Linked DNA regions of Homo sapiens: region 2 is linked to region 1. Evidence: read pairs that join two places in POLR2A ChIA-PET (ENCODE). Cell type or tissue: B cell. All regions are shown on one strand. Links, peaks and the distances in the headings refer to the core of each region. The heading gives the core; the rest is flanking DNA. Region 1 overlaps PLCG2 (phospholipase C gamma 2). Region 2 overlaps PLCG2 (phospholipase C gamma 2).

Region 1 (16,460 bases), core at 3,895-7,894:
TAGATGTGTCATTATCCTAGTTAATATCCAATAACTAAACTCTGTCAGCTCTCTTATTTTGTTCCTGAAAATCTTTCCATCTTGAAGGTGACTTCGTGTCTGGTCAGTGTCCTCTGTTACTTGTTAGCTTCAGGGTTTGGGTGAGCTTCCCTGGTTTCTTCACATGCCCGATGGGAGGATTTGGAACTATTAACTAGGAAGTGGTTAAAAGTCTAGTAATGTTAGGTCAGCCATTAGCTCACTCCATGTTTTTCTGTCCACCTGCCTTTCTCTCCGTCCTCTTCTTCTCATCCAAAATGCCCTGCCTGCTCCGCCACGCTGGGCCACCCTCTCGTGTTACTGAGGTGGATCAAATGAGGTGCTTGTGTTGGAAGATTTGGTACACACTGGTCTCTTTCAGCCTCGGAGGTGATGCCTCTTCTGACTTTTCTTTCTCTGTGGCTTATGATGATTCATAGCTGAGATTGGCACAGGGCTGAGAGAGGGAGCCACCCTCAGTGCCTCTCTCCACGCGGTGCTGGTATGGTATGGCCAATCTGGCTCTGAAGTCGGCTCTTCGTTTGTGAGGTCAAGAAATGGATACCACCCTCTTGCTCAGGAGGCATTCTGGCAAGTCCTGCATAGAGATCCATCTTCCCATCGGCTGGTCCAGGACCCTCTGCAGAGAGAAACTTTTCTGTTTCTGGACTGAGTTCATCCCTGTGTGCTCACCGGCTTCCTCTCCTCTACCTCCCTCCCAGTGGGCAGAGCCCTGCTCTCTGTCAACATGTGGAAAATCCCACCTTTCCTGTGGTTCTGGGAAGCCTGGAGGGAGCTTTGCAAAAGAAACTTTGACCAAGATGCCAATGAAAGAGCAACTGACTTCTGTCCTGCCAATTTCCCTCCCTTTCCTGTCACCCACGAGACGAATCGTGTTTCCTGAAGGAAAACAAAGGAGCCACAGAGGCAGAGGAAAGACTGAAGGCGAGAGGGGGCAGGCTCAGGGCTGGCCCAGCCCGGGCAATGGACAAGTCTTAGGTGTTTTGCTTGGCCCAAGCACGCTGTTTCATTTTTTGACTTTTCTAGAGGCAAATGGTAGCAGCGGGCATTTGTTTACAGCCTTCTTTGCAGCCGTGGCTGTAATAAGCACTTTACATCCTTAGGATATGCTCTTGGCTGACGGTTGAGCTAGGTGCTCTCAGACACGTTTTCTATGTGAGGACACTGAGGCCCAGAGAGGTTAAGTGACTTGACTAAAGCAGCCCAGGTTGTCAGGGGTGGCACCAGGGTTTGCAGACTTACTTTCCCCACTGGTGTTGCTTTTCCTTTTTTCTTTTTTCTTTTTTTAAATGTGCTACTGGCCGAGCATGGTGGCTGACACCTGTAATCCTAACAGTTTGGGAGGCCAAGGCGGGTGGATCGCTTGAGCTCAGGAGTTGGAGACCAGCTTGGGCAACATGGGGAAACCCTGTCTATACAGAAAGTACAAAAAAGTTAGCTGGGTGTAGTGGTGCACATTTGTAGTCCTGCTACTTGAGAGGCTGAGGTGGGAGGATCATCTGAGCCCAGGGAGGTCAAGGCTGCAGTGAACCATGATTGTGCCACTGAGCTCCAGCCTGGGCAACAGAGTGAGATCCCATCTCAAAAACAAAAACAAAACAAAACAAAACCAAAAACAACGAAAATAAAAACAATTGTGCTGTTGAGAGCTGGGGGAAATGCAGAAATCTTCCCTTCCCCACCCTGACCAATCACCTTATGATTAAAAAAAATTAAAAACAAATGTTAAAATTTGTTTTATTGTGGTAACAACAATGAAACATAGAACAACATTGATCATTTTAACCGTTCTTAGATATGTACTTCTGTGGGATGAAGTATATCATGTTGTCATGCTCCCGTCACCACCATCCATCTCCAGAACTTTTTATCATCTCAAACTGAGGCTCTGCAGCCATTAAGCAGTAACTCCCCATTGATTCTCTCTTTAGCCCCTGGAAATCACCACTCTACTGTCTGTCTCTCTGGATTGGATTGCTCCAGGTACCTCATATAAGTGGACTAGCAGAATATTTGTCCTTTTGTATCTGGCTTATTTCACTTAGTGTAATGTCTCCAAGTTTCATCTGTGTTGTAGCATGTGTTAGAATCTTCTTCCTTTTTAAGGCTGAATAATATTCCATTGTACAGATAGACCACATTTTGCTTATCTACTTCTCCATCGATGGACACTTGAGTTGCTTCCACGTTTTGGCAATTGTGAATAGTGCTGCTGCGAACATGGGTGTACAAATCTGTTTGAGTCTCTGCTTTAAATTCCTCTGTGTATATATCCAGAAGCTGAATTGCTGGATCAGTTGCTGGATTGCTGTGTATATATCCAGAAGCTGAATTGCTGGATTTATTTTGCCGGATTGCTATACTGTTTTCTGTAGCAGCTACACCTTCCCAAGGCAGTGCACAGGTTTCTGTTTTCTTCATATCCTCACCAACACTTACTTCCTTTCCCTCCTCTGCCCTTGCCCCCTTGGCGTATAACATTGGATTTGCATAAGTAGAATGTGCACTTCCCTTTGTCCTTTAGCCCTGGCAGGGACAGAGGAACTACTCTACCAGGAGGTGGCAAAGGGTGAGGGGGTTGCAGGTGGAAGGCAGGTGGGTGAGTCCATTTATCTCATTCAGCGTGAATGCAAATAGGCTTCCTATTTGAGACTCCAGAATGTTAGAGTCACCTGGGGAAGCTTTGGCAGAGCCACGGCAGTAGTGATTCGGGTTTTACTGTTCTGGGCATGGCCTCTGGCGTTGCAAATTTTTTAAATAAGATTCTTCTGTGAAGCTGGGGTTGAAAATTAGGGCTGTCTAGAGGGCAATTTTCAAATCTGAGCATGCACCGGAATCCCCTGGAGGATTTGTGAAAGTGGAGGCTGCTGGGCTCCATCTCACAGTGGCTGATTGAGTAGGTGGTGGGCAGGGCTCAAGAATTTGCATTTCAACCAATCCCCAGGTGATGTAGATGCTGCTGGTCTGGGAGCTACTTAGAGAAGCAGAACTCTGGGGCTGCGCTGTCCAGCAGGGCACCCCTCACCACAGGTGGCCATTTCAACAAAACAAAACAAAATGAAATAAAATACTTAGCTCCTCAGTGGAACTAGCTGCATTTCAGGGGCTCAGCAGCCCCGTGTGGCTAGCAGCTACTACCTCAGACAGCACAGATGTCTCCATCATTGTTGAAAGTTCTGTCAGATGGTGCTGAGGTTTAAATCTCAGATCTCACACTAACTCATTGTGTGAATTGGGGTAAATGATTTAATTTCTGTGGGCCTCAGTTTCCTCATGTGTAAAAGATAAAATAATAGTTCCCGCCTCCCAGGGCAGATGTGAGGCTTCAGGAGTTAATATGTGAAGGGTGCGTGGACCTGCCTGGCTCATGGTAAACACTTGACGAATGTTTCTTATTGCCATTGTTGCTACAAAAGAGCCGGGGGCAGTGGAGGTGCCGGCCCAGCCTCAGCATGGCTGGTAAGTGTCACGGGGCTGCCATCCTTAATGGTTTGGTGATGGCTGCCTGGGTGCGGGAGTTGAAGAACCCTGGGGGCCTCCCGGGCTGAGCAGGGAGGACACTGTGATTGTTCAGTGCTGTCTGCCATGGGAGAGGGAGGGGCTGTTGGTAACTCATTCAGGGAATAGTTGCCGTCCTTCTCCAAAGGGATTCCCTTGTTTCCTAACCCACAGCCCTAGGTTGAGCTCCCAGGAAACATGATCTGAGACGCAGGTTTGTGTGCAGGAGGCTTACTAGGGAGTGCAGGGTCATCACCCTGGGGGAAGGAAGGCAGCTGGAACAGGCAGCTGGGGAGTCACAACCATGGCCTGGGCACACCTGATGGGGAGCTCTGAGCATGGCCTGTGGAGCTGTCCTGAATTGAGACTAGAGGGCCAGGCCTTTGTTCCCTTGCGTGGACTGGGTCAGAGCTGGCTGCCTTGGAAGGGGCTTTGACCTGGGCGAGGCACTCTCTGTAGGGGATGGCAGGTTGCAGAGAGGGGTGAAGCTGAGCCGTTGGCTTCCTCCCCTGCAGCGATGGGGGCTCAGCCTGCCTGTGCTGGTTTTGGTCGGGCTGTGCAGCACGACACACACACATCCAGAGGTGGGAGTGAGGGAGGGGCTCGCCTAGGGAGAAAGCGGGTGAGGCTGTCCCAGAGCTAGGAGCCCAAAGAAGCTCTCAGCCTCCAGTGTTTACATTGTAAGGGGAGGCCTTTGGACCAGGTGGGCTCCCATGTCCCAGGTGCTTGGATGCTCAAGCCCCTGGTTCCTGGGTTTTCTCCACTTGTTCTTGAGCAGCTGCTCTGGCACCCCAGGCCCCTCAGTCTCTCTGTTCCTGGACATGGGATGGTTCCTTTGCCCTGCTGCTGTCTGGGCTCCTGGGGGGCCCTGGCCTCTTCCTTGCTCCCAGGATGGGCTCCACTGGGGCACCAGCATGAGAGGACGCTGGCCTCTCCCTTGCTCCCAGGATGAGCTCCACTGGGGCAGCAGCGTGAGAGGACGCTGGCCTCTCCCTTGCTCCCAGGATGGGCTCCACTGGGCACCAGCATGAGAGGACGCTGGCCTCTCCCTTGCTCCCAGGGTGAGCTCCAACTGGGGCACCAGCATGAGAGGACGCTGGCCTCTCCCTTGCTCCCAGGATGAGCTCCACTGGGGCACCAGCATGAGAGGACGCTGGCCTCTCCCTTTCTCCCAGGATGGGCTCCACTGGGGCACCAGCGTGAGAGGACGCTGGCCTCTCCCTTTCTCCCAGGATGGGCTCCACTGGGGCACCAGCATGAGAGGACGCTGGCCTCTCCCTTGCTCCCAGGATGGGCTCCACTGGGCACCAGCATGAGAGGATGCTGGTCTCTCCCTTGCTCCCAGGGTGAGCTCCAACTGGGGCACCAGCATGAGAGGACGCTGGCCTCTCCCTTGCTCCCAGGATGAGCTCCACTGGGGCACCAGCATGAGAGGACGCTGGCCTCTCCCTTGCTCCCAGGATGAGCTCCACTGGGGCACCAGCATGAGAGGATGCTAGCCTCTCCCTTTCTCCCAGGATGGGCTCCACTGGGGCACCAGCATGAGAGGACGCTGGCCTCTCCCTTGCTCCCAGGTTGAGCTCCACTGGGGCACCAGCATGAGAGGACGCTGGCCTCTCCCTTGCTCCCAGGATGAGCTCCACTGGGGCACCAGCATGAGAGGACGCTAGCCTCTCCCTTTCTCCCAGGATGGTCTCCACTGGGGCACCAGCATGAGAGGACGCTGGCCTCTCCCTTGCTCCCAGGATGAGCTCCACTGGGGCACCAGCATGAGAGGACGTGGCCTCTCCCTTGCTCCCAAGATGAGCTCCACTGGGGCACTAGCATGAGAGGATGCTGGCCTCTCCCTTGCTCCCAGGATGAGCTCCACTGGGGCACCAGCGTGAGAGGACGCTGGCCTCTCCCTTGCTCCCAGGATGGGCTCCACTGGGCACCAGCATGAGAGGACACTGGCCTCTCCCTTGCTCCCAGGATGGGCTCCACTGGGGCACCAGCATGATCTGGCTCCTCTCCCCACGACCCCTCTCGCTGCCGCTCTGGTAGCGCCTGTTCCCACTGCTCCTCCACCTTCATCCTGCCCTGGCCCAGCTGTTCCTTGGACCACTCCCAGGGCTGAGGCAGAAAGGTTCTTGCAAGCCCCTGGGGCAACTTCCCTAGCCTGCTGGCCGCTGTGCCCAGCCAGCCCCAGCTGGCCCAACAGGGACTTTTTCTGCCCTCAAGGTCTGTCTGTGAAAGCCGTGGGTGCTGTCCCTGTGGTACCAGTAAGTGGGTGGGGAGCATCTTGTCATTTGAAGTCTGTGCTGTTACAGAGGCCCTTAGAACCAGAGGAAAGGCTGGAGGTGGGGACACAGGATGGCCAGAGTCACACTGGACCGTCTCCAGGGCAGCGGCTGGGCAGTGACGCGCTACTTCCTTCCGCATGCCACAGCAGAAGCTGGGAGGATGGTACAGGGAAACTAGGTGGTTTTCTCCTGCAAGGTGGGGCGAGCTTCCTCTCTTGACCACTCTGTCTCAGCTCTGCTGGACACTTGGCTCCAGCCAGAAGGGTCTGGATCTCATATTCTTGACCCACCCACCCCACTAATTTCACTTCTCCTTCTTGTGTGAGCTACTCGCTTGGAGGCAGTCAGGTGTGGTCATTATGGGCACACTGGGTTGGAGTTTGAGGCTAGCACAGATAAGGTACCAAACTGATCGGTGCCTCAGTTTCCTCACCTGGAAGATGGAGATGATCATGGTACCTGCCTTGTAAAATTGTTCAAACATCAAACAGGTGAATGTGCATATAAGGCACCACCTAGAACAACACCTGTCACCTGATAAGCACTATTGAAGTTTCAGCTTTTGTTACTATTGTTACTGCTGCTGCTGCTCCTTTTGCCTGGGACGTGTTCTCCCTTGCTTCCCTCCCTTTTCTTTTTTATTTTTGGAGATGGAGTCTTGCTCTGTCACCCAGGCTGGAGTGCAGTGGCGTGATCTCGGCTCACTGCAAGCTCCGCCTCCCGAATTCACGCCATTCTTCTGCCTCAGCCTCCTGAGTAGCTGGGACTACAGGCGCCTGCTACCATGCCTGGCTAATTTTTTTTGTATTTTTAGTAGAGACGGGGTTTCACCGTGTTAGCCAGGATGGTCTCGATCCTCTGACCTCGTGATCCGCCCGCCTCAGCCTCCCAAAGTGCTGGGATTACAGGCGTGAGCCACCACCGTGCCTGGCCCTCGCTTCCCGCTTCAGCTGAACCTCACTATGTGGCTTCGAAGAAACACTCATGCAGATTCCTGTGACCGAGCACTGGAATTTGATTCAAATCCAGGCTCTGCTGCCTGCCATCCAGCTCTAAGCCCTGAGTTGTGTACCCATGTGACACCCCACCCTTGGCTGTTCTGAGCCCTGGGGGTCAACCATGTGTACTTTGCAGAAGGTAGAATCTGGTGAACAATTAGGCAACTTTAATGCCTGGATGACCCCAGGGCAGCCTGGCACACAGTAGGTGCTCATGTAGGCCTTGTTCCTTCCCACTTCCCCTCCCTGGCCCTTAGTGACCTTGCCTTGCTCTGAACCCCAGTGGCATTAAAAGAAACCTTTATTTTTTTACTTATTTTTGGGGGTGCAGGGGGTCCCCACTTACTCTGCATCCCTCTTGTCTCTTCACAGTGTCAGACTAGAGTCAAATTCAGCTGGGTCTTTCCTGGCTGATTCTGCCAAGCCCGTCCTGTGGTTTTGGTTCCTCTGGGTGGCAGGTAGAGTCAGTAGGAGTCTTGTTCATCCATTCATGTGTGTCGCTAATTAGGTGACAAAGCATTTGGCTACATGAAGAGTGTCATAGTTACTCCTGATGTTTACCCAGGCTTCATTGAATTTCTTCACTTTGACATTCAGAGTCCTGGGCAGAAATCACATCATGTCAACACCTATATTGGGCCTTTGGCATTTCTGTGGCATTTTGTATTGAGATTATCTGGTCATTTGACATCATTTTCTGCCCACACTGAATCTCCTGCAAGACCTTCCTCCATGACCATTCCTGAAGGGTGGAGACCAGCCCTTCTCACTGGGACATCACCCTATACTGGGGATCTCCAGTGTAGGTGCCTCCTCATTGGGGCATCACTGTACGCTATAAATCTCTTATGTGACCTATGTCCCTGGACATACCTGAAGGGTGGAGACCAGCCCTCCTTATTGGGGCATCACCCTACCCTGTGAGTCTGCTATGTGACCCATGTCCATGGACATTGCTTGAGCCTTGCTCATTGAAGTGTCACCCTTACCTTGACTCAATGTCTTGTTCCCAGTTAGTGGTCCATAAATAACTGTTGACCAGGCTCTCTCATAGAGGGCTGCCTGAGGTGGGAACTGATGGGAGCAGCTAAATCCTGTGCTGTTGAAAACCCTCAAGGTGACAGAACTGGGTCTCCCTCTTTTGCAGCATCAGTCTCCGAGAGTTGAAGACCATCTTGCCCCTGATCAACTTTAAAGTGAGCAGTGCCAAGTTCCTTAAAGATAAGTTTGTGGTAAGTTTCATGGCTCAGCCTGGGAATTTTATGAATGCGGAGTGACTTAGCCTCTCTCATGAAGCCGTGGCTTGCCTTTGAGTTCCGTGGAATAGTGCACAAGAAAATCCTTTGCCTCCAGAGTACATCTTAGTTCAGACAGAGGGATCATGGACATATCTGAGGACCATCGTCTCAATCCTAGCAGAGAATGTAATCAATAAAGACCATGTTTACTGAGCTCTTGGACTTGGAACATCTACCCTCAGACCTGTTTTCCATTAGTCCAGCTTTCCCTATTTCCCTGACCATACTGCAGCCCATTTTTTCCCTAGTGAAATGAATGCATGTATGTCTTTTGGAAAATATTATGAAAGATTCCTTGTGTAGGGTACCAGGACCGTGGCATTTTGTATGCAAGTCCTGGTAGTGTAGCTGTCAGAGTTGGCTCTTTTTTCTTCTGTTTCTCCAACCATCCATCCTTCCATACATCATTAAATTTATTTTGTTGTGTAATCAAGTTATTGGTGGGTCTGGGCAGTAAAGCCACTCCATGAGTGATGGGATATAGTAGAGCAGGTGAGGCAAGGATGGAGACAATGGGCACCGATTTTTGCTTACAGGGAAATACTCATTCTTCTTAGGAAATGAGCAACCCTGCATCCAAACAGCCCCAGTTGGAGGACTCCAATGCCCATTTTCAATATCAGCTCCATTACAAGGTTCCTCAGTGCAAAAAGCTCATTTCATTTTTGTATTAATGAGCTCCTGGAAAAATTATCCCATTTTATTGCTTATCAAGCATCCTTTGACCTGCCCCCAATATTCCACATTAATCCAATAATAGAAAAAGAGAAAAGGGTAGGTCAGAAGAGGAGAGAGATGGGAGAAGCATTTACCATTGATTGCTACACAGTTGCCATTTAATTCTTTATCAAGTATTTACTGAACCAGGTGTTTTGCAGGTATGTTGTTCACTTTCAGGGAAGCCCTAGGAGCATAGTAGTGGTTCTCCCATTTTACAGGTAAAGAAAACTGAGGGTTTGAAAGGGTCAAGGAAATTGCCCAAAGCCATAAAGCAATTAATTGGAGCTGAGTTCTGTCTGACTCCCAATGCTTTACAAAATGACCTATATGTACGTACTCTACAAATATGTCTGAAGTTGGAAGTCCAAAGAGAGTGTTTTCTGCCCAAAAAAGGAGGAGTTACGCATCATGTCTCTTGGAAACCTGGCTGAGACTCTTCCCTTTTGGGGCTCAAAGGAGGGTCTTACTTGGTAGGTGTCTCTGTGAGTATGTTTTCCCAGACAGGGGGATTAGGGAACGTGTGGAGGGTTTTGATTCAGAGGAATATGAATTTGATTTTAGCCAATGTTGTAGAAAAGCCATGTTAAATAGCATGACTTTTTCCTTTCAAAAGCCATGACACTGAAACAATGTGGTCATAGCTGTCTCTTCAGCATGCCAATAAAATAGCATGCCATTTCTGAAACAAAAATTATTCTATAAATAGCATGGAGCCATTCTTACGGTGGACATCAAAAATCATGTGGTCACTTTTTTCATATTTACAGGAAATAGGAGCACACAAAGATGAGCTCAGCTTTGAACAGTTCCATCTCTTCTATAAAAAACTTATGTTTGAACAGCAAAAATCGGTAAGATGATTCTTGAGCAAGTGATCAAGTGATGTTTCTGTTTTCCATGTATTTCCAAGTCTGGCATGTTCCTAAGAAACCCACAAGAAGTGTTGAATCTCCATTTTAGTCAAGGAAACATAAATGAGAATGATGAAAGCATACCATTTTCATCCATTAGATTGGCAAAATTCTTTAACCATGACAGAGCTGTGGGCAAAATGTAGAGAAATGGTGTTCATATGCCTTCCTGGTGGAAATGCGAATGGCCATAAGTTTGATTGGAATTTGATCTGAGTCTGTTAAAAAAGTGCAACTCACTCTACTGCATTATTTCATTCTGAAAGGAAATTTAGCAAATGGCTGTTATTATTAATAGCCATCTCCAGATTGAGGAATTATATATATGTTTCTTCTTTTTACACGTTTGTTTGTTTGTTTTGAGATAGAGTCTCACTCTGTTGCCCAGGCTGGAGTGCAGTGGTGTGATCTTGGTTCACTGCAACCTTTGCCTCCCGGGTTCAAGCGATTCTTGTGCCTTAGCCTCCCCAGTAGCTGGGATTGCAGACGTGCGCCACCACGCCCAGCTAATTTTGTATTTTTAGTAGAGATGGGGTTTTGCCGCATTGGGTGGGCAGGTCTCGAACTTCTAACCTCAACTGATCGGCCCGCCTCCACTTCCTAAAGTGCTGGGATTACAGGTGTGAGCCACTGTGCCCAGCCCTTTATATACTTTTATTCATATTTTTTATGAGGGCATATTTTTTGATTAAAATAATAGACTATTTAAAAATTAAGAGGGTGTATGTTTTGATCTGACAGTGGCATCCTGGGGACTCTGTTTTATGAAAGGGAAAACATCGGGGCCTGAGAATATATTATCGGATTGTTTATTGCAGCATTACTTATGCTGGCAAAGTACCTGGGCACCATCTGAATGTCTCAATGGAGGAATTGCTGGGTAAATTATGGTCTATCCATATTATGTGACATTATGCAGCTGATTAAGAAGCATGTGTCAGTTCTCTTTCCATTAATCTGAGATGATATTTGTGACATTTTGTGATGAAAGCCAGCAGCAGATTTACATCAGGAGTCAGGTCTGCTATTTTGTTAAAAATCATAGAATACAGGCCAGGTGCAGTGGTTGACGCCTGTAACCCCAGCACTTTGGGAGCCCAGGCGGGTGGATCATTTGAGGTCAGGAGTTTGAGATGAGCCTGGTCAACATGGCAAAACCCCATCTCTACTAAAAATACAAAAATTAGCCAGGCATGGTGGTGTGCACCCGTAATCCCAGCTACTTGGGAGGGTAAGGCAGGAGAATCACTTGAACCTGGGAGGCGGAGGTTGCAGTGAGCCGAGATTGCACTACTGCACTCCAGCCTGGGCAACAGAGTGAGACTCCATCTCAAAACAAACACAAAAACAGAGAATGCAATAATCCTCCTTTTGCTCCTTTTTATGAGCAAGGGGAGAGTATGGAAGAAAGCACCTCACATTTAATGTTGATTTTGTGTGTGTGTGCTGGAAGGGGTTGGGAAGATAGGCAGGAAGGATAGTTACCTTTTCTTTGCACAGCTCATTTTCTGTGATATGTTCCAAGTAACATGTTACCTTTGCAATAAAAAGTTCCATAGAGCATAAAGTTTTAAAATTGAGACTATTCTGTGCGATGCACCTAGCACAGTACCTGGTAGGTGGCACACATTCAATAAGTAGGGGCTGCTGTTGTTGCTGTCAGGAAAGGGCTTTGCAGACTGCAAAAGAGTTCCCAGAGAAAGGTGTGAGGGCTTGGGGAGTACCTGGAACTTGGAGTCAGGTGGCTGTGGTTTCTGCAGTTAGCTGCATGATCTTGGATGAACCACTGACTGCTCCTAGCCTCAGTCTTCTCCTCTGTGCAATGGGAGGTTGGGAGTTGTGAAGACAGGCATTTTTAAGTGATGAGCATGAATGTTCCTAGAAGACAGTCATTAATTGCTTTCTGCATGCAGAGCTGTGGGCTGGCCACACAGTGAGGCCACCTGATGGGTGACCACTGGCCGTGGGACTTTGGATGTATCTGAGTTAGAGAAATGGGAGGGCCATTTCCTATCTGCCCAGATTTGGGGAAAACATATTTCTTAGAGTGGATCATTGAATTGCAATGTGTTCATTTTTTCTCATATATAATAATTAGTTATTTGTTTGCCAAATGAAATAGAAAGATTGCAGGCTTGGGAGTTGGGAGAACTGGATTCTAGACCCACTTGACCTCTAACTGACCAAGTAATGTTGGGGGAAGCCATCTCTGTCCTCTCACTTAGCCTTTTCTATAAAATGAAGGTATTAAATGAGATCAATGGTTATAAAACTTTTAATACTCTTTAATCCCCTCTCCTTTAGACAGGAAACTGTAACAACCACAACAAAAACCATGATTCATAAAAGCTTATCAGAATACTTTTTAAGGTTAAAACCTGTAACTTTAAAAATAGTCCTTGAGAACAATGACGTGTGTCATTGAACATAGAACATGTCATAGAATAATGATGACAGTGTGCGTATGAAATTTGGAATGGTGACGATTGTCATCTTATGCAATTGACCAGGATTGAGAAAAGCTCGATTTACTCAAGATAAGTAGTTGCAAATAACAGTTTTTTTTTTTTTAATAATAGTTTACCTTGAAATTTCAAGATGCTGTGTTGTCAGACAGATGTCAGGCAAAGTTTGAAAATAAGATTTGCACATGGCTGGGAGCAGTAGCTCACGCCTGTAATCCCACCACTTTGGGAGGCCAAGGCAGGAGGATCCTTTGAGCTCAGGAGTTTGAGACTAGCCTGGGCAACATAGTGAGACCTAGTCTGTATTATTAAATAATATTAAAAATTAAAAAAAGAAGATTTGCACAAAAGCTGTTTCACCTGCTACCAGATTAACCCATTCATTGATGGTTTCCACTGTGGTAACATTCCACATGAGAGGTATTTCAACCTGTACTTTAATTATGGCTCTTATTAAGGCTAGTCTGTGTGTTTGTGTCTATGAGGGAGAAACATAAATTGGAATCAGAGTTTTACAAAATGTCAGAACCCTCTGGGGTGCCCTAGATTGCCCCGTGTGGAACTTTGTATGGCAAAGATTCTGCCGATACCAAAGGTTGACCCCTGGTGGCCAGAATGCCACATTGAGCCTGCCCCTGGTTGTACTTGATCTAATGGTTTAAATATGTTAAAAATTAATTGCCTACATTTAAAACTTGAGAGATTATATTATATATTAAAATCTAGATATTTGGCTTCCCTTAGGAAAAAAATCGAGATCTGGCTATAAATAGGGTCACATCTCGCCATGGAACGGTCCACTTTCTCTGTATTGACCCAGCCCCATACAGCTCTGTCTGCTCATTTATGTTGCTTACCTGACCCCAAAGAAGTTTTGCTTTGGCAACCCTCATCTCCACTGTTTGAGGGTATAACTCTCCAGTTTGGTCACTGCATTTTAAAAATTTAATTTAGTGACAGATTTGAATAACAAAGTCCCAAGCTATGTAGATGGCTTCTGGCCAGCTCTAAGAACCTCACTGCTGTTGTGTAGGTAAATGCCCATCCCCTAACCTGTTAGCAAATTGTTTACTTCCTGTTCCTGGCTGGAAGCACAGGGCAGAGAAAAGTACCTGTTTTGTGATTTGGGGGGAATGAGGGCCTAGCTGGATTTCTCAGGCTCCTGCAGGAGACAGAGCTATTTATGGTGACTTATAATCCCCAGAACTAAATCCAGGGAGTGGGTTCATGCTTATCAGCAGCCAAATGGTTTCCATCGTGAGCTTGCTAGTTCCTCTTTGTGTCTAACCACCTGCCTACGTTCCACCTCTCGAGCTTCAGAGTTTCCAAAAGTTTGGCAGCAGCAGGAGGATAAGAAATGTAATCTCACGTTTGTGTCTCCCTGGTGAGGGGATATACCTCTAACTAGGCTGTAATAACAGTATCATTAACAAAGATGATAGCCAACATTTTCTCAGGTGGACTATTTGCTAGGCACTATCCTATGTGTTTTTTTTTTTTTTTTTTTTTTTTTTTTTATTTGAGACAGAGTCTTTCTCTGTTGCCCAGGCTGGAGTGCAATGGCACGATCTTGATTCACTGCAACCTCTTCCTTCCGGGTTCAAGCGATTCTCCTGCCTCAGCCTTCTGAGTAGCTGGGATTACAGGCATGCACCATCACGCCTGGCTAATTTTTGTATTTTTAATTGAAACGGGGTTTCACCGTGTTGGCCAGGCTAGTCTCGAACTCCTGACCTCAGGTGATCCTCCCGCCTTGGCCTCCCAAGGTGCTGGGATTACAGGTGTGAGCCATCATGCCCAACCTGCTCTATGTGTTTTGTATACATTTAATTCCCCCCTAGAGGCCTGTGCAAGAGCTACTGTTGTTATTGCCATTTTAGGGATTAAGAAACTGAGGTCCAGAGAGGTTACTTTGCTGAAGGCCTGTTTACTGCAGGGTAGTAAGCTGCAGAGCTAGGATTTGATTTTCTGCCCAACTTTGACGCATAGCCATGGAATACTTCTTAATTTTTGAATCCTTTGTATTAAAGAAAATGTAAAGCATATAGAAGTAGAGAGAATAGCGTAACAGACCCCCATGTATCATCAGCTGACTTCAGCCATTATCACCTTGTCACTGCCCTCACCCAAGTCCCTTTTCTCACACTTTGCAGCAGACATCAAGCAGCGTATCAGGTCATCTGCCAATACTGTAATTTAATACCTGGCTACGTGACTGCTACCCTGCTACCTCCTGATCAAACCTGTGAAGTCCCCTGTGGTTACAGCATTCTTACATAAAAATAGAAAGCACTTGCAAAAAATCAAAAAGAAAATTGAGAAGGCTGCTAACGTATCTCTGGTTGTTCCTATGATCCAGTAAGGCATTGAAGGATTATTCTGCCGGATTTTACATGGGTGTGAGCATGGGGGAAGTGAGTGATGAGCGTTCTGTGACGATGTTTGTGGAGGAGCTCAGAGATCTTGCAGTTTATTCTTATTGTCAGTGGCTGGCAAGAGGAGAGTCCACAGTGGAGAAGTTAGATAGAATCTCTGGTTAGCTTTTCTTTTTCTTTCTTTTTTTTTTTTTTTTTTTTTGTTTTTGAGACAGGGTCTCACTTTGTCACCGAGGCTGGGGTGCAGTGGTACAATCATGGCTCACTGCAGCCTCGAACTCCCTGGCTCAGATGATTCTCCCACCTCAGCCTCCGGAGTACCTGGGACCACAGGCGTGTGCCACCATGCAGGCTAATTTTTGTATTTTTTGTAGAGACAGTTTCACCATGTTACCCAGGCTAGGCTTGAACTCCTGGGCTCAAGTGATCCACCCGCCTTGGCCTCCCATAGTGCTGGGATTATAGACATGAGCCACTGTGCCTGGCCTAGCTTTTCTATTGATGAGATTTTACCCTTGGCCTTCCAGAACCAAATGGTTTCTACAGCCTAAGTACCACTGAGTGCGTAAGACCAGCTTCGGTTGTGAAAGGGCGTGTGCCTTCAGCCACGTGGGAAAACTCCATTCCTTTCCCTCCCTTTCTTAGTGCCCTGGCCCCTGCTTCTGTGACCCCCGCCTCTGGCATGGCCCCTTCTCTTGTCCAGCTGGTAACTTCTCCTGGGGCCCGACTCAGAGATGACATTTCCCTGTAGCCTTTTAGCTACCAGAAGAAATTAGTTTATCTATTATTTTAGTCACTCATCCAGTAAATGTGTGCGTGACCCAAGAGGCACAGTGGTTAACAATACAGCTGTTTCTCCTGACCTCACTGGCCCTTTGCTGGGGTGGGAAGGTCCTGGGATGTTGCCCAGAGTGACATAAGGCCCAGTGCCACCCCTGTCCCTTGGTTAGGTAGAATCTGACCACATAACCCTCCATGGTAATGCCGAACATAAATTAACTGCTGCCTCCACGGTGCACCCGTAGCATCTAGAATATTCTGTGATTGCTGGAATCTCATTTATTGTGTGTACATATGTACGTGTAGTGTGGGATGCTAGAGATTTACCAAGGTGGGCCTGGGTTGAAATTCTGGCCCTTGGACTTGTTAGGAGAAAAGTCCTTGCCTCCCTGGGCCTGTTTCTTGTTTCTGAAATGGGGCTTATTTTACTACCTGATGGGATCAGCAGGAGGAGTGACTGAGACTGTCACCGTCTTGCCCCAGCTCATGGAGCCCATGTTCATTTCCTGGGGCCGCTGTGGCAAGTACTGCAACTCGTGGCTTAAAAATAACAGAAGTGTCGGGCACGGTGGCTCACGCCTGTAATCCCAGCACTTTGGGAGGCCAAGGCGGGCGGATCGCGAGGTCAGGAGATCGAGACCATCCTGGCTGACACGGTGAAACCCTGTCTCTACTAAAAATACAAAAAAAATTAGCTGGGCATAGTGGCGGGTGCCTGTAGTCCCAGCTACTTGGGAGGCTGAGGCAGGAGAATGGCGTGAACCTGGAGGCGGAACTTACAGTGAGCCGAGATTGCGCCACTGCACTCCAGCCTGGGCGACACAGCGAGACTCCGTCTCAAACAAACAAAACAACAAAACACAGAAGTTTATTCCCTCACTGTACTGGAGGTTAAAAGTCCAAAATCCAGGTGTTGGCAGGGCCACACCCCTCGGAAGGCTCCAGGGAAGGATGTGTTCCAGACATCTTTCATGGCTTCTAGTGGCTGCCAGCAATGCTTCAAGCATTCCTCGGAGTGTGGACACCGCCTGGCTGCTGGTGGCTGCCAGCAGTCCTACAAGTGTTCCTCGGTGTGTAGATGGCATTGCTCTTTG
Region 2 (13,179 bases), core at 3,613-7,612, 50 kb after region 1:
GTATTATAGGCGCACGCCACTGGGCCTGGCTAATTTTTGTATTTCCTTTTTTTTTTTTTTTTTTTTTTTTTGGGACAGAGTCACATTCTGTTGCCTAGGCTAGAGTGCAGTGGCATGATCTCGGCTCACTGCAACCTTTGCCTCCTGGGTTCAAGTGATTCTCCTGCCTCAGCCTCCTGAGTAGCTGGGACTACAGGCGCCTGCCACCATGCCTGGCTAATTTTTTGTATTTTTAGTAGAGACAGGGTTTCACCGTGTTAGCCAGGATGATCTCGATCTCCTGACCTCATGATCCACCCGCCTCAACCTCCCAAAGTGCTGGGATTACAGGCGTGAGCCACCACGCCTGGCCCAATTTTTGTATTTTTAGTAGAGACAGAGTTTCGCCATGTTGGTCAGGCTGGTCTTGAACTCCTGGCTTCTCGCGATCCACCTGCCTTGGCCTCCCAAAGTGCTGGGATTACAGGCGTGAGCCACTGTGCCCAGGCTATTTTATTTTTTATAGAGATGGGGGTCTCATTGTGTTGGCCAGGCTGGTCTCAAACTCCTGACCCCAAGTGATCCTCCTGCCTCAGCCTCCCAAAGTGCTGGGATTTCAGGTGTGAACCACTGTGCTCGGCCCAATGTATTATTTTGGGCTTGAAACAGACCCCTGGGGTCTTCCACTATTCTTTTCACAAATTCTCTTTGCTGAGGTGCCTTTGTCTGGGGAAGCCCACTGTGTGATTTCCATGGTCGTTTCCAGGGCCAGGTTCCAGGTGTCACTGGTGCCATTATCTTGTCCTCTGCGGGTGGCCCACTGACAGCCTGGAGACCGCTCACCTGGTCGTTTTCCCTGGCCCTGTGCCGCAGGTGGTACTATGACAGCCTGAGCCGCGGAGAGGCAGAGGACATGCTGATGAGGATTCCCCGGGACGGGGCCTTCCTGATCCGGAAGCGAGAGGGGAGCGACTCCTATGCCATCACCTTCAGGTGGGTGCGAGGGTGGGAGGCACATGCTCTACAGAGGGGCTTGGCAAGGACAGATGCGGAGAGACAAGGGGGAACTTCAGGTGGAGGCTCACCTGCAGTGCCCTGCCCCCCCAGCATCAGCGACAACAACAACCACCACAGCAAAAGCCGCTGCGAGAATGTGCGCTCCTGCGTGCCAGGCACAGTCTGCGTTCTCCAGGGCAGGATGTTCTGTAGTAACTCACTTTGGCTTCCAGTAACTCTGTGGGGTTGACATGACCATGATCCGTGTTTCTCAGAGGAGGAAACTGAGGCACAGCAAGATTAAGTAACTTGCTGAAGCATGCAGCCACTAAGTGGTGGGGCTGGGATTCGAGCCCAGACAGCCCAGGCAGCCCAGGCCTGTGATGATATAGATCTGGTTTCCTCCCAACTGCAGCTGCTGCCCAACCACCTCTAGGCCTGTGGTTCTCTAATGTTACCCCAAAACGCCAGATTCTCCCACTTCCACTAATGACAAGGAGCCGAGGAGTGACTCAGACTCCGTGTAGCCTACTGTCCCTCCATCTCCCCAGCCCCAGGGTTTCCCTGCATGTTCTTACGGTGGTAACAGTCTGCTATATGTTGAGTTCCTAACCGTGTTCTAGACACTGGACTGCCTTCAAGGCCTCATCTGATTGAATCCTTTGCTACAGCCTGTGAGAGGTAGGTCTAGTTATTGCAAGGGAGGAAACAGGACCAGAGAGGTTAAGTGACCTGCCTGGAGTCACACAGCCTCATAGTCAACTGAGTTTGAGGTTCAGATGCAGGCCTGTCCGTCTCCAAAGCCTAAGCTCTTCACTCCAGAGTCTCTAGCCAGAGGCCTGGGGGCCAAATCTCCAGCCAGAGGCCTGTGGGCGTCTTTTGTACACTGATGTGAAAAACTGAGAAATTTCACTGAAAAACTCAGATTGCTTCTTGTGAAAAATGGGAGGCAGTGGATGCTCTGGGCCTGTGTTTCCACATGGGCGCGGTGGTGCTGGCTGCATGGCAGCTACTGTGGGGTGTGTGGTTTGCCCCTGTCCACTCCTCTCCCCATTCCCTCTGCCCTGATCCCATCCCCTGGTGACCCTGCCAGGCTGCCCCCTGGGCGTTTGGATTTCCCTTCCTCCTTGCCTGCACCACTATGCCTGAGCCACCTCCCTGGGGACCGTGGTGACGGTCATTATCACTATAGTTTACTGAGGACCTACTGTGTACTGGCTCCAGCCAGAGAGCAGCCTCCCACCAGCATGGCTTTTCTGTACTCTCTGTTCCCAAGAGGGTGACCTGGGCTTCTCAGCATTGGTGCCTCTGCCCTTTGCTCTTTCCCCTAAGCCTCTTAGTGGTACCTCCTCAGCCTGGATGGGGAGGAGGTGTGTTCAGTCCGCTGCACACGGATTGAAAACCTGCTGTGTGCCAGGCCCCAGGTGGGGTGTTGGCACTCCCACTGTGCTGTCATCCTGTGCAAATGATGGCAACTAAACCCAACTGGCTGAAACTGAGGTGCCCAAGCGGTGAGACAGCTCTGACACAACCGGATCGGGGCCTCACCTGATGATGGTCAGGATGCCACCTGTATGTGCATGCTGGCGTTACTCTCCATCAGCTTCTGTCTCAGGTGGCTGTACCTTGGGCTGCCAGGACAGTGTCCGGCAGAAAGGATGGCCCCCTCCCTGAGCCAGGTGGCATGATTCTGACAGGCCATCTGGGGATGGGGTTGGGGTCACTTCAATGGGACCGCGTGAATGAAGAGGTTGGGTGGGTCCTCAGGTTGATTGCCTGACTTACATACACGCCCCATTCAGTTTGTGAGCTTGTCTTCCCCATGAGATTGGAGGTGTCTTGAGAATGGAAGTTTTTATTTTTTAGAAGTTAATAGATGTTTGGTGAGCACCTACTGTGTGCCGGGCCCTGTGCTGGGCTCCAGAGATGCAGGAGTGATAAAAACAGCCCAGTCCTTGCTCTCTCAGGCTAATGGTCTGGCAGGGATGAGAGACATCGCCTTACTCCAAGTGTTTCTTGCTTTTGACCTGTTCCTGCTTATGTAACATTGGCTGGGATGTAGTTGGTGGTTGGTGAATGCTGGCTCAGTGAATCAATCAGCAAGGATGGCCGCTCCCCACCTCACCCCATGGCCCACTGTCAGGGAAGCTCAGTCCACACAGTGTTTCTCAAAGAGTTGGGGTGTGAGGACTGATCCTGTTGTATTTGGATGTTGAACTTCCCTGGTCTCTACCCACTGCATGTCTGTCTGGGACCCTAAGTCATTGTAACAATCAAAAATAACATCCCTGCCCCAGGACACACACTTTTTCAAACCCTCTCTGGTCAGGGTATGGGGTGAAGCGTCACTGTCCTTCACTGAGAAGCACTGAGGAGGTTTGAGCACATAAGGAAATCAGTGTAGTATTTTGTGATGAGTGCTACAAAGGGATTGGTCAGGCAGGGTGGTGGAGGGTGAGTAGCTCTCCAGGGAAACGGATGGGGAATTTGGACCAGGCAGTAGGGGAACACAGGTCTGCAGCAACTTCTCCTTGCCCTCTACATATTTGTAAAGTGCCTCTCCTGTGCCAGGCACTGTTCTGGGCTCTGGGGATGTGTAATGAACTTCTGGATAGATTTCCCCAGTAGAGGAGAAACACCTGCTTTCAAATCCACAAAGGAAGTGTTGAGTTGTTGCCCGGCTGTGATTGGTGGAAGGCATCTCTTGGGCAGTGAAGCTGAGACCTCAGGCTGTGGCCGTGGCATCCACGCTCCAGGAGGATGGAAGATGCAACTCGTATTCCAGACCTGTTCCCATCTCCCCTTCTGATTCTCTTTTCTCCCAGGGAAGTTAGTTGTGGGTTGATTTCATTTATGTTTTCCAAACCATTCACTTACTGAGTCCTGCCTGAGTGCCAGACACTGTGCCGACAGCTTACCCTGAATAAGCTAATAGACGATGATCCTAATGCTCCCCATGCGACGGGTTGTGGATCCCCGATGCTGTGGATCGGGAAGCTGAGGCTTAGGGGTCCCCTGTGGAAGGAGCCGGAACCTGACCTTGGCTCTGTACCTCGGCACCCCAGAGCCCCCCTGCCTGCCCTGAGGAGCTCTTATAAAAAGTTTTAAAATTAATTTTTAATTACATGAATATTGCAGGAGGATATTCTCTCTATAAAAAATTAAGACATTACAGTGAAGGCTAAAGCCCCCTGTGGTCCTTCTAATCTCAGTAGAGAGGTCCTGGTAGAAAGCACAGTTTTCTAGCTGGTGTGTCCATCCAGACATTTAAAAAATATGTACATATTTATACATGTCTGTATCTATGGAAAATATATGGTGCCATTTTGTGTCTGGGTATTTTCATTCTATTTTTAGAAAATACAAATGGGAACATTCTGCAGCTTTTCTACTCAGCAGTGTTTCTTTTCTTTCCTCTGTTTTTTTAGAAGGAATAAATATTTAATAAAATATCACTGGAAATAAACCACTGAAGCAGAAGTCTTCTAGCATTTTGTTTTTACAGGACTTTTTGACGAAATCGCTTAAAGCAATATATTTTTTTTTTCAAAAGACTGGAAATCCTTTTTTAAAAAAAGAAAAAAAACAACGTTTTTTAAAAAAAGAAAAAAATAAATATTTTAAAACAAAAAGTCTCTCTATAGTGCAAAAAATGCCTTTTCTTGATTTTTTTCCCTGCCATGCAAAATTGTTAAATGAGCAGTATGCCCATAGAAACGATGCCTCTAGATGCTTTTCCTAATTTATTTAATTGACAAATAAAAGTTGTTTATATGTATCATGTACAACATGGTGTTTTGAAATATGTATACATGGTGAAATGGCTAAATTGAGATAATAACATATACACACACTTAACCATTTTTTTTTTGTGTGTGGTGAGACTTAAAGTCTACCCTCAGCAATTTTCAAGAATACAGGACATATTTTTTTTTTGAAATGGAGTCTTGCTCTGTTGCCCAGTCTGGAGTGCAGGGGCGTGATCTTGGCTCACTGCAACCTGCACCTCCTGGGTTCAAGGGAGTCTCCTGCCTCAGGCTCCTGAGTAGCTGGGATTACAGGCATGCACCACCATGCCTGGCTAAGTTTTGTATTTTTGGTAAAGGTGGGGTTTCACCATGTTGGCCAGGCTGGTATCGAACTGCTGACCTCTGGTGATCCACCCTCCTTGGCCTCCCAAAGTGCTGGGATTACAGGTGTGAGCCACCACGCCCGGCCAGGACTTTGTTATTGACTATAGTCCCTATGCTGTACCATAGATCTCTTGCACTTACTCCTCTTGTCTAACTGAAATTTTGTATCCTTTGACCAACATATCCCCAACACTCCCTACCTCCCCCTGCCCCGGACCCTGGTAACCACCATTCTACTCTCCACTTCCGTGAGTTTAAACCTTTTTAGGTTTCACGTATGAGATCCTGTGGTATTTGTTTTTCTGTGCCTGGTTTATTTCACACAGCACAATGTCCTCCAGGTTCATCCATGCTGTTGCAAATGACAGGCTTTCCTTTTTTTTTTTTTTTTTTAAAGCAAATGGTATTCCATTATGTAAATGTACCACATTTTCTTTATCCATTTATCTGTTGATGGGCAGGCTGATTCTACACCTTGGCTATGGTGAATGGTGCTATGAACATGGGAGTGCAGCTTTCTCTTTGACATATTGATTTCCTTTCCTTCAGATATATACCGAGAAGTGGGATTGCTAGATCCCATGGTGTTCTATTTTTAATTTTTTGAGGAACCTCTGTACTGTTTTCCATAGTGGCTATGCTAATTTACAGTCCCACCCACCAGGTGCAGGGGTCCCCTTTTCTCCACATCCCCACCAGCACTTCTCCTTTAGCTAATAGCCATTCTAACAGGTGTGAGGTGACATCTCATAGTGGTTTTAATTTGCATTTATCTGATGATTAGTGATGCTGAACATTTTTTACGTAACTGTTGGCCATTTATGTATCTTCCTTTGAGAAATGTCTATTCAGATCCTTTGTCCATTTTTTAAAATTTTTTATTTTTTGAGATGGAGTCTTGCTCTGTTGCCCAGGCTGGAGTGCAGTGGTGTGATCTCAGCTCACTGCAAGCTCCGCCTCCTGGGTTCACGCCATTCTCTTGCCTCAGCCTCCCGAGTAGCTGGGACTACAGGTGCCCGCCACTGCGCCCAGCTAATTTTTTGTATTTTTAGTAGAGACGGGGTTTCACCATGTTGGCCAGGCTGGTATCGAACTCCTGACCTCAAGTGATCTGCCTGCCTTGGCCTCCCAAAGTGCTGGAATTACAGGTGTGAGCCACCACGCCCGGCCTTTGTCCATTTTTAAATTGGGTCATTTATTTTCTTACTATTGAGCTGTTTGACTTCCTTATATATTTTGGATATTGACCCCTTACCAGATGTTCAGTTTGCAGATGTTTTTCCCATTCTGTAGGTTGTTTATTTACTCTGTTGATTCTTTCCTTGGCTATGTAGAAGCCTCTTAGTTTGATAAAATCCCATTTATCCACTTTCACTTTTGTTGCCTGTGCTTTTGGGGTCATATCTGAAAAATAATTGCCCAGACCAATGCTACGGAGGTTTTCCTCTCTGTTTTCTTCTAGTAGTTTTACAGTTTCAGGTCTTATGTTTAAGTCTTTAATCCATTTTGAGCTGCTTTTTTTGTTTATGGTGTGAGATAATGGTCTAGTTTTCTTCTTTCGAAATTGCTATTATTTCTATATAGGAATTTATTTCAAAATTCTTTTAATTTTTTTAAATCTAGGTTTCCCAACCCTACTTATTTAACAGACTGTCCTTTCCCCCTGGTGTGTTCTAGACATCTTTATTGAAGATCAGTTGACTGTAAATGCATGGATTTATTTCTTGGCTATCTATTCTGTTCCACTGGTCTGTGTGTCTGTTTTTATGCCACTGTTGTGCTATTTTTATTACTATAGCTTTGTAGTATATTTTGAAGTAAGATAGTGTGCTATCTGCAGCTTTGTTATTTTTGCTCAAAATTGCTTTGGCTATTTGGGGTAGACATTTTTAAAAAGACCCTCTTGGCTGTAAACTTAGGGTCAAAAATATTTTTCCAGATGTTTCTGTCTTGCTGATAAAAGCTAATAAAACCAAGGAGGCTCTTCTGTTTTGGATTTTTTCTGCTTCATGTTTCAAACAGATGAAGGAATGAAAGACTTGTTTCTTTTTTTTTTTAAAAAAAGTCACTGTTTTGCTAGTTGAGTCACCGAAGACAAGATTTAATAATTTTGAGGTGGGGGGGATTGGCAAACATTTTCTGTGAAGGACCACAGAGTGAATATTTTAGGTTTTGCAGGCCATATGGTCTCTGTTGCAGCTACACAACTCTGCTGTTACAGTGTGAAAACAGTCCCAGACAATGTATAAACAAATGAACTGTAGCTGTGTTTCAATAAAGCTTTATTTATAAAAGCAGGTGGTGGGACACATTTGGCCTACTCTTGACCTAGTTCCCTAGGAAGCTCCTAAAGTCAAGTCCTGTAGTTGGGGAGGAGAGGAAGGGTAAGAGGAGCTGTTGAGTCACTCGGCCATATTTCTTCTGAGACACAGATTCTTCTAGATCTGTTTTGAAAATACCCACATCATTGTTTTCTTATTGTCTTGTATTCCATAGGAGGACTATACCCTGTTTATTTACCCACTTCTCTAAGGCTGGATAACTAGGTTGTATCTAATCAGTAGGGTTTGTGTAAAAATTGTTTGGCCACCAGGATCTTGGCATGTCAACCCTGTGTTCTTCCTGCTCCAGGGCTAGGGGCAAGGTAAAGCATTGTCGCATCAACCGGGACGGCCGGCACTTTGTGCTGGGGACCTCCGCCTATTTTGAGAGTCTGGTGGAGCTCGTCAGTTACTACGAGAAGCATTCACTCTACCGAAAGATGAGACTGCGCTACCCCGTGACCCCCGAGCTCCTGGAGCGCTACAATATGGTAGGTGGTGGACTCCCTTGTGATTTGGTGGGATTTCTTGTCTGAGGTTGTAACTCATCTGTTCATGAATTCAGCAAACCTCTGAGTATTCACCATGTATCTGATACTGCTGTAGGTCCTGGGGATACAAATTGAGCACAACAAAGACCCTGCCGTTGTGCTGCTTATAGTGTAGTGTTGGGGAGATGCAACAAATGACATTTAAAATATCCATAGCATGTGCCAGATGGTGATGAGTGCTATGGAGAAAAACACTGGGCAGGTGGATAAGAGGATACAGAGTGATGGGGAAGGGGTTGAAGTTTTCAGAGGGTGGTCTAGGAAGATCTCACTGAAAAGGAATGAGCCATGTGGGTATGTTCTGGAGGAAGAGAGGATAGCATGCGCAAAGGTCCTGAGGTAGAAGCCTGCCTGGAGGCACCAAGAGGAAGTCAGCATGGCCGGAATCAAGCCAGCCCAGGTGGGGGTAGAGCTAAATAAGGATGAGGGTTCACAGGTGACTTATCATGCAGGGGCTCATAGGCCATTGTAAGGCCCTGGCTTTTTCTCTGAGTCATTGGAGAGTTCTGGGTGCAGGAGAGACCTGATGTGGTTACTTTGTCTCCATTCCTACCACATAGATCATTAATTTATTGAAGAGAGATTTATGGCATCCCGATCATGTGCCAAGGACTGTTCTAGATACTAGGAGTACTGTGGAACAAAATCTGCTTTGGGAAATTTAGGTTCTGGAGAGGAGAGACAGATAATATACACAATTAAGATGTTTTCAGGTAGCATGAAATATAATAAAGCAAAGAAAACAGGATAGTGTGAAAAGGGGTGGACACTACCTTAGGCTGTGGGAGTGGAGATCAGAGAAGGCCACCTTAAAAGGGGAGAAATGTGAGCCGAAACATGGAAGATAGCAGTGAATGGGATCTGGGGAGAAGTGAATGAAGGGGTGACTCTAGGTACAGGAGTGGCCACATCACAAGCCCTAAGGTGACATGAGGAACAGAAAGAAGAGTTAGAGAGGAACAGAGAGGTGGTGGGGGTGGATCTTGTCAGTGGTGTGCTAGTAAATGTTCAAACAGCTCTCAGCGGGGTAGGGGGAAGGCACTGGTTTGTAGCATTTGCCAGTTTCCATGGTGTAAATACTTCCATGGAGGTCAGTTTCAAGTTGTTGATGTGCTGTCGTTGAACCTGGAACGTGGAGTCAGGAAGTGATGTACACAGTGGGCTTTTGTGAGCCGGGAGGTCACTCCAGCACACCATCGCATCTTAGGATTTGTGCTTTTACAAAGGAACGCAGTGCCTGGCACGCAGCAGGCCAGGACAGGGCCTCTCTGATTTTGGGTTAGTTTCCAAGTCTGGGGACCTTCTTTATAGCTTCTTCCTGTGTCTACTCATGGGCCAAAAGAAAATTCTATGAGGTTTCAACTCCTCTATCAAAGGATAGGTAACCATAAGGAAGCCTAGAACCCTTGTTATATGTAAGGGCTATTCCAGGAGCATGGATTATTCCATTTCTTTCTTTCTTTTTTTTTCCAGGAAAGAGATATAAACTCCCTCTACGACGTCAGCAGAATGTATGTGGATCCCAGTGAAATCAATCCGTCCATGGTACGGTGCCGAACCTCCAATTCACATGATTTTGGAGTCACGAGGCTGATGTGGATTCCATCTTGTTCCCATGGCAGTTATAACAGGGCAAGGGAAGACTTTGGAAAACCTGGCCAAAATAATTTTTTTTTTTTTTTGAGAAGAAAGGATGATTGATAATATCAAGCCTAGTTTCAGGGAAAATGTTAATAGAATTCCATCCAAATGCAACAGTGTTTTGCTAAAATTCTGAGGTTTGACGAACCACCTTTGGGCCAAATGGCTTCTAATGAAAAGTCTTTCAAATGTTTTTGGCTCGCTGACAGAGCCTGTGGTGTTTATAAATTCCATTTGGTTCACTGACCTCCTTGCAGTGCAAATGCTATCTCATATTCCCACCCTGACTCTGTTGTGTAATTTCATGCAGGTAGGGATGGATTTTACTTTCAGCCCTCGGCTCCTCCTTGCCATGCTTTCATCTCAAATTTAGTTTGAGCCGGCAGAGGAAGAACCACAGCGAATTTTCTGTTTGGGGGCCATGTGGCACACAATTAGTGTACAACGCTCACTTAGGAAGGGGCCCTGCTTGTGGGCTCTGTTGAAATCCAGAGATGACTTTCTTTTTCAAAAATTTATAATCCATGGCCAATGCAGATCTGTTTCAGAAAGAAATGAAATCTTGAAAAGTTGTGGGCAAATTGAGCTGTGTGTGAAATGCATTAAGAGACCTTAGTAGCAAAAACTTTTGTTAGTAGTGAAGGATGTTTTGGCGATGAGAACAGTCACCTCTCTAACTGATGACTTTTCCTTCCTGTGGCCTTGGAGACTGGCTGGTCCTTATATCCACCCTTGAAGCAGGATACGCAAGTAGAGGCTGCTCTGTTTGCAGGTGGGGGAGAGAAAGGCAAGGGTACTGCTTAGCCTCTGGCCTCCAGCTGCAGATCCCTGTGGCAGAGCTCCTAGAACCCACATTGCTTCTTATGAAACATCATGCACTATGGCACTAACTCACATTGATGGATCCAGTTCTGGGCTGAGCCACTTAAAACAGCTGGTCGATGTGGGGCAAATTACTTTCTCTCTCTGCATCTCAGTTTTCTCATCTGCAAAATGGGCATACTCATATAACTACTTACCTGTTATGGTTGCTTAAGGATTAAAGGAGATACCTTAAGGCTTGGAATAATGCTTTAGCGATACTATAGTTAGCACTTAAGAAGTGCAAGCTGTTGTCAGTTTTATCATTATACACATGATCTCATTTAGTAGTCTTAACAACCCTGTGAAATATATAAAAATTTAATTCCCATTTCACAGACGGGGGAACTGAGGATCAGAGAGACTCAAACTTATATCATTATTCAAGGGCAGAGCAATGATTTGAACCTACATATCTGACTCTGTAGCCTGTGTTCTGAGGAAAAATTTTACTAGGTTCCCTGTGAAATTCCTGTTCCCATTTCCTTTGGGTGGGAGGAGAAGGAAGCTGCTCATTTAAACAGGTTTGACAACGTCAGAGCTTTTCCCACTAACATTTGCTTGCCGTGTGGGTGTTCATTTATGCCCGCCAGGCAGAAAGCATGAAAGCAAATTCATTGAAGAAAATTTCTAACCAAGGAAGTTCTATCTTATTTAGTTCTGTGAACAGAGACCACCTTTTGATGAATTTCATGGAGGAGAAGCTCAGTTACTCTTGCAAAATGTCAGGGTCCTGCAGGAGTGTAGATAGGGGACTGCTGACCTACAAAAACAGAGCAATGAGGCCCTCAGGACAGGCAGGAAGAATGGGGTTGCCCTTGAGCTTCTGGGAGGCTTGCTGAGCACCGGCACTGTGATGACAGTCTTGGCTTAATCTAAAAGGCATGTCCTTTCTTTGTTGAGGAAATTGAGCAATATTGTGTCACTACAATATAGGGTCACTCCCACCCTAACCCTAAGCCTAACCCTAACCCCAGCGCTAAACCCTAGCCCCAAACCCTAACTCCTAACCCCTAACCCTTAACCCCAACCCAGGTACCCTTGGCTCTGACTAGGCCAGTTCTCCTTCACTCCCTGGTGGCTTTTTGGGGCCTTCGATCCTTTGCAATGCCAGTCCCTCTCCAGCAGATGACTTTGTAACCTTGGCCTGAAGCCTCCTGCTCCCCAATGAGAAGAACCAAATGGTACCTGGGAACGCAGCCGCCTCCCTCCCCTCCTGTCCCTGGCCTGACCTTTTCCTTCTTGTTTTCCCTGAAAGCCTCAGAGAACCGTGAAAGCTCTGTATGACTACAAAGCCAAGCGAAGCGATGAGCTGAGCTTCTGCCGTGGTGCCCTCATCCACAATGTCTCCAAGGAGCCCGGGGGCTGGTAAGGCTGAGTGGAGGCTGGGCTGCTCGGCAGGTGGGCTTGACTTGTCCCTTCTTGGTGATAAGACTCAGGTGCTGGCCAAGTCTGACCCCCTTTGTCATCCTGGGCTGGCTTTGACCTCTTGTGTTAAGTCCCTTCTTAGGAAGGTGGCTTGGTGCATGCTCTATTTGAGAAAATGGATAAACAACAATATTAACAGGTATCGACATATCATATCATATATTGTATATTATTATAATTACAACAGCAGCTACCATTTATTGAAGTCTTTCTAAGTGGCAAGCAGTCTGCTAATTGCTTTCCATGCATTGTCTAACCAAATCTTCAACCAAATCTTCATTACTCCCTGTGACAAAAGATGCGGCAAATGAGACTTTCCAAGTCACACAAATAAATACTAAATACTAAATAGTGCAGGCGCTTTCCAATACACAAGACTGTGTGTTATTTCCAATTCAAATTCGTATGCTGTTCCATAGTCCCGTGCTGTGTGCAATGGCCACATCCTGAATTGAAGACAATACGTTTTTCGTGCAAAGGTACCTGGGTATGCTAGGGTTTAGTTACCACTTCGCTTTTTAACCTTAGAAGAAAAATTCACTGCCCACTGATAGGTTTCTGGGGAAGTGGTTTTGTGGGGTGACTTCTGTCTGAGAGCAATAAGAACTTGCTCATAATAGTGAGCACTGGTTTAAGCACCTCATAGACTGGCATTTCTGCCTCCCACAAGATAACTGGACCTGGCTTAGGAATCTGAATAGCAGCATGCATGGAGTGCTTCTATGTGTCAAGCACTGTTTTAAGCACGTTTGAAATAACTCACTTCATTTGAAATAACTGAGTCTACATGATGACTGTAAAAGGTTGGTTCTGTTGTTACCTGCATTTTACCGATGAGGAAACTGAAGCCTTCAGAAGTGCAGTCACTTGTCCAGGGCCACATAGCAGGCTGAGATTTGAACCGCCAGGCCTTTTGACTCCAGAGCTTACACTCTTAACTCCATTCATCTGCTAAGTCCTTCCCTGTCCTCTTGCAAGATGCCTTAATCCAGGGATTATCAAACTTTTTCTTAAAATCAGGAGAACCTCATTGCAAACCAATTCATACCTAGATTCCACAGAATCAAAGATGCAGCCGAGTTACCCATTGAGCTGGAGTGGGGGCGTAGAATTGCCCTGTTTGGCCTCCTTGCTGACATTGCTGTTCCTACTGCAGCCTCTGATGCTTCCCCTTGGAGGCTCCCAGACCCAGTTGGGCAACCACAGTGTTGTCCGTCTGCTTCTCCCAGTTCAGAGGCTCGGCTTTGCCGAAGTCCCTCCACTCGAAGT

The links. Peaks named below come from ENCODE experiments on the same cell type or tissue, not always from the same donor. Only the 100,000 strongest peaks of a DNase experiment are listed, where the experiment ranks them.
Region 2: POLR2A ChIA-PET joins it to region 1 with 5 read pairs; 2 of 35 experiments call an interaction of 5 or more read pairs at or near these places.

Annotation. Positions count from the first base shown.
Region 1 is chr16:81,861,250-81,877,709 of GRCh38, forward strand. PLCG2 (phospholipase C gamma 2) reads left to right here. Exons shown (of 33, transcript NM_002661.5): 6 at 7,965-8,049; 7 at 9,603-9,686. Among named protein-coding and RNA genes, the nearest start is that of PLCG2, 90 kb to the left of the region's middle. In B cell, for the core only: no CTCF peak of the experiment used is centred there; DNase peaks (open chromatin) are centred at 5,892, 6,222 and 7,277; H3K27ac peaks cover 3,000 bases.
Region 2 is chr16:81,911,745-81,924,923 of GRCh38, forward strand. It overlaps PLCG2 (phospholipase C gamma 2), which reads left to right. Exons shown (of 33, transcript NM_002661.5): 19 at 853-972; 20 at 7,740-7,920; 21 at 9,454-9,525; 22 at 11,741-11,850. Among named protein-coding and RNA genes, the nearest start is that of SDR42E1, 93 kb to the right of the region's middle. RefSeq lists an enhancer at 1,068-1,567. In B cell, for the core only: no CTCF peak of the experiment used is centred there; a DNase peak (open chromatin) is centred at 5,817; H3K27ac peaks cover 2,277 bases.